Linked DNA regions of Homo sapiens: region 2 is linked to region 1. The links are chromatin loops, found by intact Hi-C in ENCODE. Cell type or tissue: PC-9. All regions are shown on one strand. Links, peaks and the distances in the headings refer to the core of each region. The heading gives the core; the rest is flanking DNA. Region 1 has its middle 8.5 kb from the start of PPL. Region 2 has its middle 18 kb from the start of TFAP4.

Evidence for each region. Peaks named below come from ENCODE experiments on the same cell type or tissue, not always from the same donor. Only the 100,000 strongest peaks of a DNase experiment are listed, where the experiment ranks them.
Region 2: a loop joins it to region 1, with 6 times the contacts of the local background. A loop is called at or near these places in 6 of 110 quality-filtered maps.

Annotation. Positions count from the first base shown.
Region 1 is chr16:4,942,932-4,948,298 of GRCh38, forward strand. No RefSeq gene overlaps it. Among named protein-coding and RNA genes, the nearest start is that of PPL, 8.5 kb to the left of the region's middle. RefSeq lists enhancers at 1-452, 453-966, 967-1,480, 4,881-5,367. In PC-9, for the core only: no CTCF peak of the experiment used is centred there; DNase peaks (open chromatin) are centred at 550, 1,990, 2,920 and 5,050; H3K4me3 peaks cover 684 bases; H3K27ac peaks cover 4,039 bases.
Region 2 is chr16:4,288,174-4,293,540 of GRCh38, forward strand. No RefSeq gene overlaps it. Among named protein-coding and RNA genes, the nearest start is that of TFAP4, 18 kb to the left of the region's middle. RefSeq lists enhancers at 259-368, 1,968-2,586. In PC-9, for the core only: CTCF peaks have their summits at 413 (motif pointing right), 619 and 2,551 (motif pointing right); DNase peaks (open chromatin) are centred at 498, 2,228 and 2,578; H3K27ac peaks cover 1,448 bases.

The DNA.
Region 1 (5,367 bases), core at 248-5,247:
TTTTTTGTAAATACGGGGTCTTGCTGTTGCCCAGGCTGGTTGAGAACTCCTGGGCTCAAGTGATCCTCCCACCTTGGCCTTCCAAACTGCTGGGAATACAGGCATGGGCCACGGTGCCTGGCCTCTCTTGTCTTACTTTTCAGGGAAGGAAATGGGCCCTGAGAAGCACAGGGCCCATTTGGGCTGGTACCTGGGTCAGCCTGCTCCTGGACTGAGCTCTTGAACCTCTGCCTCCCTCCACTCTTCAGAGTTCTAATTCCTGGGCTCGGGCTTGGGGCAGCTGGGCTGGTCTCCCGCTGACTCAGCTGAGCCTGGCCCAGGAGTGGCGGGTAGAATTAGCAGATTTAGGGAGGAATTTGAGTGGCGCTTCACCATCCCTCCCCTCTCCATTCTCTAGGAGCTGGGCTAGGAGCTCCCATGGCTGTGTGTGTGCGCACATGTGTACACACGTGCACACACCACACGTTTGTGGGCAGGCCGGATGGGGTGGGAGATCCGTTCTCACCCCATGCATCCTCCTCTGGGCAGATGGGATTTGTTTGGATCCGCGAAGCCCTCTCCTGCCAAGTGACTCATCCCCTCTGTTGCCGTGGGTGGAGGGCCAGCCTGCCGGGGTGGGGGAGGGTGCTTGCTTTCCTCGAGTTTGCTCGCACCTTCAGGGCCATTTGTTCCCTGGCAACCAGGCCACCCTCAGCGACCCTGAAACCTGTGTTCCTGCAGCCAGACCAGGCAGCCAGCTCATGGGAGGCCACCAACTTCGGAAGGGTTCCTCACGCCCGCCCTCCTTGTTTGCCATCACTGTTGCCCTAGCAGCTGGAGAGGTGTTTGGGGTATTCGCCTGTGAACCAGTTTGAAACAAGAGGGGCAGCATTCGCCCAGCCCGGGACAGAGGGACATGTGGGATATATCCCGAGCCCTCTCCGAGACAGCCATTCTCCCATCTGTGGCTGTATGCACCCCAACTTGGGGTGCATTTACAAATGCAGATTCCAGGGTCCCTCCCTGGAAGAGATTACGGTTGGGTGAGTCTTGGCAGGGCCGAGAAATCTGCATTTATTTATTTATTAATTATAGAGATGAGGTCTCGCTGTGTTACCCAGGCTGGTCTTGAATGCCTGGGCTCAAGTCAATCTCTTGCCTCAGCCTCCCAAAGTGCTGGGATTACAGGCATGAGCCACCAAGGAATCTGCATTTTTTTTGAGACAGGGTCTGACTCTCTTGCCTAAACTGGAGTGCAGTGGTACAATCTCGGCTCACTGCAACATCCGCCTCCCAAGCTCAAGCAGTTCCCCTGCCTCAGCCTCCTGAGTAGCTGGGATTACAGGCATGCACCACCACACCTGGCTAATTTTTGTATTTTTAGTAGAGATGGGGTTTCACCCTGTTGGCCAGGCTGGTATCAAACTCCTGACCTCAAATGATCCACCAGCCTCAGCCTCCCAAAGTGCTGGGATTATAGGCGTGAGCCACCGCACCCAGCCAGGAATCTGCATTTTAACAAACACCTACTCCGTGGGATGCTGAGGCAGGTGAGTTTGGGGCCACCCTGAGAAACACGGCTGTGAACAGAAACAGATGTTGCAGTAACTCCAGCCCTGGTCTGCCCACAGCCGGGATACACTTACAGGTTTCAGCCTGAAACCTGGGTTTGAAACTTGGCTCCACCTCACACCTTAGCCGTGTGACCTTGGGCAGGTGGCTCTCTTAACCTCTCTAGACCTCAGTTTCCCCATCTGTAAAATTGGGAAGAGCCGGTGGGCAGGGATGTGTGCACAGCCCCTGGCATGAAGGCCCTGCTCCTGTCCCTGCTCCGAGGGGACAGGAGGGGGCTGGCCCAGCTTCACCCCTGTTTTGTAACATGTGTTTACTTTTCTTACAGGACAATTCAAGGAGTGGAAAATTGTGCTGGCCCTCCAGCCCACATGGGCTGACTCACGCTCAGCTCTGGGCTGGGGGCCCTGTGAGCTCCCCACAGTTCTCCTGGGGCCAGAGGGGAGGCCAGGCCCTGGCAGCTGGAGCAGGAGAGGGTCTACGGTGAGTCATGCTCTGCCTGCCCCTGAGTCATCCCCTGAGAATGTGCCTCAGGCCCCTACCCGCCCGGGCCCCCTGGCAGAATGCCACTTCTCCCTGCCTGCCAGGCAGCCCCGCCCTCCTGCCGGCCCAGGGAGCCGCTGCTCCGATGACCGCCTCCTGGCTCTCTCCTGAATGCACCTGTACAGCCCTGTGTGTTATCAAAATATTGAAATAGCTCCCAACCGGTAGTTAAATAGCGGTTGCTCTGAGCCCCTGGCCACCCTGGTTTTTCCCCTCCCCAGCCACTGAGGGGTTAGCCGTGGGCTCAGCAAAGGGTTCTTCGACTCTGCCCCACCCATGGCTGGGGTCCACCGTGACTATGAAAAGCCCATCAGCCCATCTTGCAGATCCAGGTTTTTGGGATTTCAGACACTTCATCTTGAACCCTGGGCCACATTCCTTTTTCTTCTTCTCTTTGAGACAGGGTCTTGCTCTGTCACCAAGGCTGAAGTGCAGTGGCATGATCACAAGTCACTGTAGCCTCAGACTCCTGGGCTCAAGCAATCCTCCCATCTCAGCCTCCTGAGTTGCTAGGACCACAGGGGCGCCACCACGCCTGGCTAATTTAAAAAACTTTTTTGTAGAGTTGGGGTCTCGCTATGTTGTCCAGGCTGGTCTCAAACTCCTGGGCTCAAATGATCCTCCTGCCTCTGCCACCCAAAGTGCTGGGATTATAGGAGTGAGTCACTGCGCCCAGCCCCCGGGGCACTTTCTGACACAACCTGCTACACATCTTGGATCCCACTTGTCAAGCCTGGCCCTAGGCCTCTCAGGGGTGGGTACATCAAGTGAGGAAGTCACACTGTCAGGGCAGAAAGAGGGGCTGGGTGGGGCCGGACAGGCTCTGCTGGCTCAGGATCCCGGCAGGACAGGCTGCCCAACCCAGCCCCAAAACTCCCATCTTCTGTCCAACGCCCAAGCCTGCTTCCTCCCTGCCCCACCTCACCTCACACTGCCCAGACTGGTGGGGCTGCATTTTTGGGGCCGGTGCCAGGTGTGATGGAGGACAGCCCAGGTCAGGAGGTCAGGGCCCCGTTTCCTCCCAAGCCAGGATGACTCAGTGATGGACAGACTAGGCCACAAGGGGCCGAACACAAAGCCAAATTAGGGTTTAGTTTGAAGCCAACCTGGGTTTGAACCCTGGCTCTGCCATGCACCCAGCTGCGGGACTGTGGGCTGGTGGCTTAACTTCTCTGTACCATGGGGAAGAGCCAGTGAGCTGAGGTGTCAAATCTCAACTGATCTATTTCCTAACTGTGTGACCCTGGGCAAATGTCTTCACCTCTCTTAACCTCAGTTTCCCCATCTGCAAAATGGGGACACTCTGACACCTGCTCTGTAGGGTCTTGAAAAGTCTCAATAAAGGAAGACATGGAATCATGGCAAATAGTAACTTTTGTTGGGCATTTACTATAAACCAGGCCACGTGCTGAGTACCAGGCTTGGAGGCTGGCACTTTTTCTTCCAGCTTGATTGAGATGTGATGAACATGCAAGAAAGGGCACATTTTAAAAAATTTTAGGCTGGACGCGGTGGCTCACGCCTGTCATCCCAGCACTTTGGGAGGCTGAAAAGGTTGGATCACCTGAGGTCAGGAGTTTGAGACCAGCTTGGCCAACATGGCGAAACCCTGTCTCTACTAAAAATATAAAAATTAGCCAGGCGTGGTGGCGGGTGCCTGTAATCCCAGCTACTCAGGAGGCTGAGGCAGGAGAATCACTTGAACCCAGGAGGTGGAGGTTGCAGTGAGCCGAGATTGTACTGCTGCACTCCAGCCTGGGCAACAGAGTGGGTGTTCAGTGTCATTGTTGAATGAATAAATGAATGAGTGGGAGGACCAGTGTACTGTTGTGATCCCGGAGAAGGTCCCCTTAGGGGAGGACCAGGAAAGGGTTAGTAGGTCCTAAGTTAAAACTATGATGGAAGAGAAGAGGTTCATTGGTTTGTTCATCCATCCATCCATCCCTCCATCCATCCATCCATCCCTCCATCCATCCATCTATCCATCCATCCATTCATCCATCTATCCCTCCATCTCTCCATCCCTCCATCTCTCCTTCCCTCCCTCCCTTCCTTCCTCCATCCATCCATTCATCCATCTCTTCATCCCTTCATCCCTCCATTCCTCCATCCATCCATCCATCCATCCATCCATCTCTTCATCCCTCCATTCCTCCATCCATCTCTTCATCCCTCCATTCCTGCATCCATCCATCCATATCTTCATCCCTCCATTCTTCCCTCTCTCCCTCCCTTCCTCCATCCATCCATCCATCCATCTATCCATCCATCCATCCATCCCTTCATTTGTCAAATATTTACTAAGCACCTGCTACGTGACAAGTCCTGTTCTAGGCACTCAGGATTCAAGATCAAGTACAATAGACTCAGGTTCCTGCTCCCAGGGAGCTTGCTGTGGGAGACAGGAGTGGGAATGGACAAACAATGTAAGTTTGAGGTCCCCTTGGGTGGATCATGGCGCCTCTTCTGTGTGCCCCAGGAGACAAAGTCTGCAGTCGGCACAGAGTCACCGTCAGGTGGGGGCCCAGGGACACTATGAGGAAAGTGGCCAGACTCCAGTCTGAGGGTGGTTGAGGACCCGGTGAGGAAGGGGAGGCCTTAGCTTGCAGGGCGTCAGGTTCCCTCATCGTGTTTTCTGCATCACTGACATTTCCCAGGAGCCAGGCTCCTCCCCAACCCCCGTGGAGGATCTCGACCTCTTGCCCCCACAATACCTCCCACAAGTCACTCATCCATTTATTGAGCACCTACTGTGTACCCGGCTCTGGGGATATAGTAGCAAACACGATACATCCCTCACATCCTGGGGGCCCCCTGTCTTGGAAGGGAGGAGGGACAGAAAAGCAAACAGATAACCACATTTTTTACAAATGAAATAACCTAAGTGCCCATCAGTGGGGGAAGCGGTGGTAAATTACAAAACTGCCCTAGTCTGGGAGGAATTCGGGGAGGCCTGTGGGCCTCACAGGGAAGCTGAGGGTGTAGCAAGTGAAAAAAGGAAGCTGCCTGCTATTAGGTGTCGTGTTTTGCCATTTCCGCTTCAGAACGGAGCTGCCCTGTGTCTCCGTGAGCTCGTCCTCCACCTGCCTGCCTGCCTGGCTCTGCCTCCACTCTTTGTTCACGCTCTCTGCTGAGCTCAAACATTCCTGCTGGGCCCAGGCAGCCAAGCCCCCATCAGCCGCCTCCCAGGCCATTCTCTAATCACAAGCTCAGGCTTAATCCCCACACACGCCCAGGACTCCGCTCTGGGCAAATACTCCTCCTTTCAGCCCT
Region 2 (5,367 bases), core at 231-5,230, 650 kb before region 1:
GAGTAAGGGAGGAGAATTTCCTGAGAACATACAGAGAATTGGAGATGGAACCCAGGCAGGAATCTATGTCCTCAGTCTTAACGAGGCTTGTTCCGCTATAGAAATTTGCTGGGAGCAGGGGGATGCAGCACCTGACCTTTCCGGCCCTGCTATACTCCCGTGCATATGGGGAACCATAGCCTCTTTGGGGTGGTGGCGGGGGCAGGGACACCAGTCGTTGGAGCCAGGTTGAGAAGCAAAAAGTCCCTGCCTGGGAAAGGATCCTGGATGCTCCCAGGAAGGCGGAACGGGGGTCAGATGCTCCTACTGGGGTTCGGAGCAAAGCCACTTCCGGTCCTCTGGCCCTCCTCTCCCCAAGTCAGGGGGACATCTCTGGGCTCACAGGGCTGGGGCTCCCCCGACCAGTAGGGGGCGTCCGGCACACGCGCTGCTTTGTGGATGCCGAGCAGGAACACGGTGGGGGAGCCCCAGGCAGGTAGGTGTTGGGGTGAAGGGGCTGACCGCAGCCCCCCACAATCCCGAGGCCCTGCAGATCCCTACAGTGCCTGGCTTGTCTAGGGAGACCTGTGATGCGCGCCTCCTCCTCCTCAGTTGGATCTGATTCACTTTGGCCATGAGTAAGCACTGAAAATGCAGCTGGTTCCCGATGGCTCACACCTGGGATCCCAGCCCTCTGGGAGGCCAGATGAGAGGATCATTTGAGCTCAGGAGTTCCAAACCAGCCTGGGCAACATAGCAAGATTTCATCTTTAAAAAAAATTAGCAGTGCGCGGTGGCTCATGCCTGTAATCCCAGCACTTTGGGACGCCGAGGCAGAAGGATCATTTGAGGTCAGAAATTCGAGGCCAGCCGGGACAACATGGTGAAACCCCACTTCTACTAAAAATACAAAAATTTGCCGGGCGTGGTGGTGGGCAGCTGTAATCCCAGCTACTCAGGAGGCTGAGGCAGGAGAATCACTTGAACCCGGGAGGTGGAGGTTGCAGTGAGCCGAGATCGTGCCACTGTACTCCAGCCTGGGCAACAGAATGAGACTCAGTCTCAAAACAAAAAAAAAAAAAAAAAAAAAAAAAAAAAAAAAAAAATTAGCTAGGCGTGATGGTGTGCACTTGTAGTCCCAGCTACTCATGAGGCTGAGGCAGGAGGATCACTTGAGCCTACGAGTTCAAGACCAGCCTGGGCAACATAGCAAGCCCCCATCTCTACAAAAAATGTTTTAAGGCCAGGTGTGGTGGCTCATGCCTGTAATCGCAGCACTTTGGGAGGCCAAGGTGGGCGGATCACCTGAGGTCGGGAGTTTGACACCAGCCTGACCAACATGGTGAAACCCCATCTCTACTAAAAACACAAAATTAGCCAGGCATGGTGGCGCATGCCTGTAATCCCAGCTATTTGGGAGACTGAGGCAGAAGAATGACTTGAACCCACGAGGCGGAGGTTGCGGTGAGTCCAGATCATGCCATTGCACTCCAGCCTGGGCAACAAGAGCGAAATTTCGTCTCAAAAAAAATTTTTTTTTTTTAATTGGCTGGGCACAGTGGCTCACTCCTGCAATCCCAGCACTTTGGGAGGCCGAGGTAGGCGGATCACCTGAGGTCAGGAGTTTGAGACCAGCCTGGCCAACATGGCGAAACCCCATCTTTACTAAAAATACAAAAATTAGTTGGGCATGGTGGTGGGCACCTGTATTTCCAGCTCCTCAGGAGGCTGAGGCATGAGAATTGCTTGCGCCCGGGAGACAGAGCCTGCAGTGAGCTGAGATCATGCCACTGCACTCCAGCATGGGGGACAGAGAGAAACTCCATCTTAAAAAAAAAAAAAAAAAAAAAAAAAAGGGCCAGCATGGTGGCTCACGCCTCTAATCCTAACATTTTGGGAGGGCAAGGCAGGTGGATCACCTGAGGTCAGGAGTTCGAGACCAGCCTGGCAAACATGGTAAAATCCCGTTTCTACTACAAAAAATTTACCAGGCACGGTGGCGCGCGCCTGTAATCTCAGCTACTCGAGAGGCTGAGGCAGGAGAATTGCTTGAACCTAGGAGGTGGAGGTTGCAGTGAGCTGAGATCGCGCCATTGCACTCCAGCTTGGGCAACAAGAGCGAAACTCCATCTCAAAAAAAAAAAAAAAAATCAGCTGGGCCTGGTGGCACATGCTGTGGTCCCAGCTACTTAGGGAGCTGAGGTGAGAGGATCACTTGATCCCAGGATGTTGAGGTTGGAGTGAGTCATGATTGCACCACTGCATTCCAGCCTTGGTGACCCAGGGAGACCTTGTCTCAAAAACAAACAAACAGACACACAAACAAACACACAAAAATGGGGCTGGCTGCAACCCTATTTGAGGTGGCTGGAGTCCCCTGCACCCTCTCTCTCTGGCCCCAGCTATGGGCGCCTGCCAGCCCTCTCCCTCTCCTTCTCCCTCTGCCTCTCCGTCTCCCCTCCATCAGCTCACCCGCCCTGTCCTTTTCAGCACTCAATTTCTCTTCCTCCTCCCACACTCGAAGAGGATTTCAGCTCCCTTTAGGGACTTTTCCCCTAGGGAAGTGCCTCTCTGCTTCTCAGTGTCCACAAGGAGGAACCAGGTGCCCAGGCCTTCAACCGAGTGCACTCCCTCTAGAAACACTCAATTCACAGCCATGCTGGCTGGACTGTTTCTGCTTTACACAGAAATGGCCATCAAACTGCTTTATCAATTGATTATGAGGCCATGGGGCAGTTACAATAATTTCATCAAGCAGAGCAGAGCCTGTTGACATGGAGGATGGACATTTCTGAAGACCCTCAAAGAATTAGCTGTAACCATGAGACCAGATCTAAGACCCCTGACACCCAGCCTGGGGCCTTCTCACCAGGAGGCCTCTGGTTAATAGAAAATGAGAGTAAATCAGGCCAGGCGTTGTGGCTGACACCTGTAATCCCAGCATTTGGGAGGCCGAGGCAGGTGGATCAACTGAGGTCAGGAGTTCGAGATCAGCCTGGCCAACATAGTGAAACCCTGTCTTTGCTAAAAATACAAACATTAGCTGGGCTTGGTGGCGTACCCCTGTAATCCTAGCTACTCAGAAGGCTGAGGCAGGAGAGTCGCTTGAACCCAGGAGGCAGAGATTGCAGTGAGTCGAGATCGTGCCACTGCACTGCAGCCTGGGCGACAGAGTGAGACTACGTCAAAAATTAAAAAAAAGAAAGAAAGATGAAAGAAAGAAAGAAAGAGGCCAGACACGGTGGCTCACGCCTGTAATCCCAGCACTTTGGGAGGCTGAGGCAGGCAGATCATGAGGTCAGGAGATCGACACCATCCTGGCTACATGGTGAAACCCCATCTCTACTAAAAATACAAAAAATTAGCCGGGCGTGGTGGCGGGCACCTGTAGTCCCAGCTACTCAGAAGGTTGAGGCAGGAGAATGGCGTGAACCCAGGAGGTGGAGCTTGCAGTGAGCCGAAATTGCGCCACTGCACTCCAGCCTGGGCAACAGGGCGAGACTCCATCTCAAAAAAAGAAAAAAGAAAGGAGAGAGAGAGAGAGAAAGAGAAAAGAGCCAGCCAAGGAACCAAGGCAGTGTGGCCAGAGAGAGTGGAGGGTCAAAGGAGGCCCACAAGAAATCAAGGGGAGCTAGGGGCCGTGGCTCACACTTGTAACCCCAGCACTTCGGGAGACTGAGGTAGGAGGATCACTTGAGCCCAGGAGTTTGAGACCAGCCTGGACAACATAGCAAGACTCCTTCTCTACAAAAATTTAAAAATTAACTGGGTGTGTTGGTGGTGCACCTGGCCCAGATACTTGGGAGGCTGAGGAGGTAGGATCACTTGAGGCCAAAAGGTTGAGGCTGCAGTGAGCCATGATCATGTCACTGCACTCCAGCCAGGGCAAGCAAGTGAGACTCTTGAAAAAAACAAAGAGCCGGGTATGGTGGCTCACGCCTGTAATCTCAGCACTTTGGGAGGCTGAGGTGGGCAGATCACTTGAGTGCAGGAGTTTGAGACCAGCCTGACCAACATGGTGAAACCCCATCTCTACTAAAAATACAAAAATTAGCCAGGCGAGGTGGCACACTCCTGTAGTCCCAATTACTCAGGAGGCTGAGGCAGGAGTGTCCCTTGAACCCAGGGGGTGGAGGTTGCAGTGAGCCAGGACTGCGCCACTGCACTCCAGCCTCTGACAGAGCGAGACTCAATCTCAAAAAAAAAAAAAAAAGAATGAAAGAAACCAGAAAGTTGCATTTGGGGATCAGAAGAAAGGCAGGAAGCAGAGGCATGTGGGATGAGGACACCTGGGAGGTGCCATCTCCAGTGTCCCTCTGGGTGACTGGATCTCTTCACATGGAGTAGACAGAGGTTGGGAACGGAAGGTGGAATGTCATGTTCCACTTGAGACTGGAAAAGGGAAGGCTGGGGCTGACCAGGCCAGAGGAGGGCTGGAGGCCTGCGCTCATGAAAACCAAAGCTGGGTGAGTTTCCAGCTGGGAGAGGCAGCCAGGAAACAGGGCCAGCTCTCCCTGGGGAGGGGCAGGCTCCAAGCCCCAGTGTGGGTCCGGGGGCGGGAGCCATAGATCATCACCAGCGCAGGCCAGTGCTGCTGTGGGGGCTTTCTTCGCACTCCTAGTTTCTTTTTTTTTTTTTTTTTTTTTTTTTGAGACGGAGTCTCGCTCTGTCGGCTCACTGCAAGCTCTGCCTCCTGGGTTCACGACATTCTCCTGCCTCAGCCTCCCGAGTAGCTGGGACTACAGGCACCTGCCACCACGCCCGGCTAATTTTTTTTTTGTATTTTTAGTAGAGACGGGGCTTCACCGTGTTGGCCAGGATGGTCTCGATCTCCTGACCTCGTGATCCACCTGCCTCGGCCTCCCAAAGTGCTGGGATTACAGGCGTGAGCCACCGCGCCCAGCCTCCTAGTTATTTTCTTTCCTTCCTTCCTTCTTTTCTTTTTTGAGAGGGAGTCTCACTCTGTCACCCAGGCTAGAGTGTAATGGTGCGATCTTGGCTCACTGCAACCGCAGCCTTCCAGGCTCAAGCAATTCTCCCACCTCAGCTTCCCGAGTAGCTGGGATTATAGGCACCAGCCATCATGCCCTGCTAATTTTTGTATTTTTGTAGAGACAGAGTTTAACTATGTTGGCCAGGCTGGTCTTGAAGTCCTGACCTCAGGTGATCTGCCCGCCTCGGCCTCCCTAAGTGCTGGGATTACAGGCGTGAGCCGCCGCGCCCCACCTGCACTCCTAGTTTCATCCTCACCATGGTGCCCTGAGTCCTATGATCACGCCCAAGGGGCTTGGCCAAGCCCATCACAGCCAGCCACTACCAGGGCCTGCACTTCTTTCAGGCTCCTCCAGATCCCCCCGTGGCTGCCCTGGAGAATGGCTTCCTGTTGGC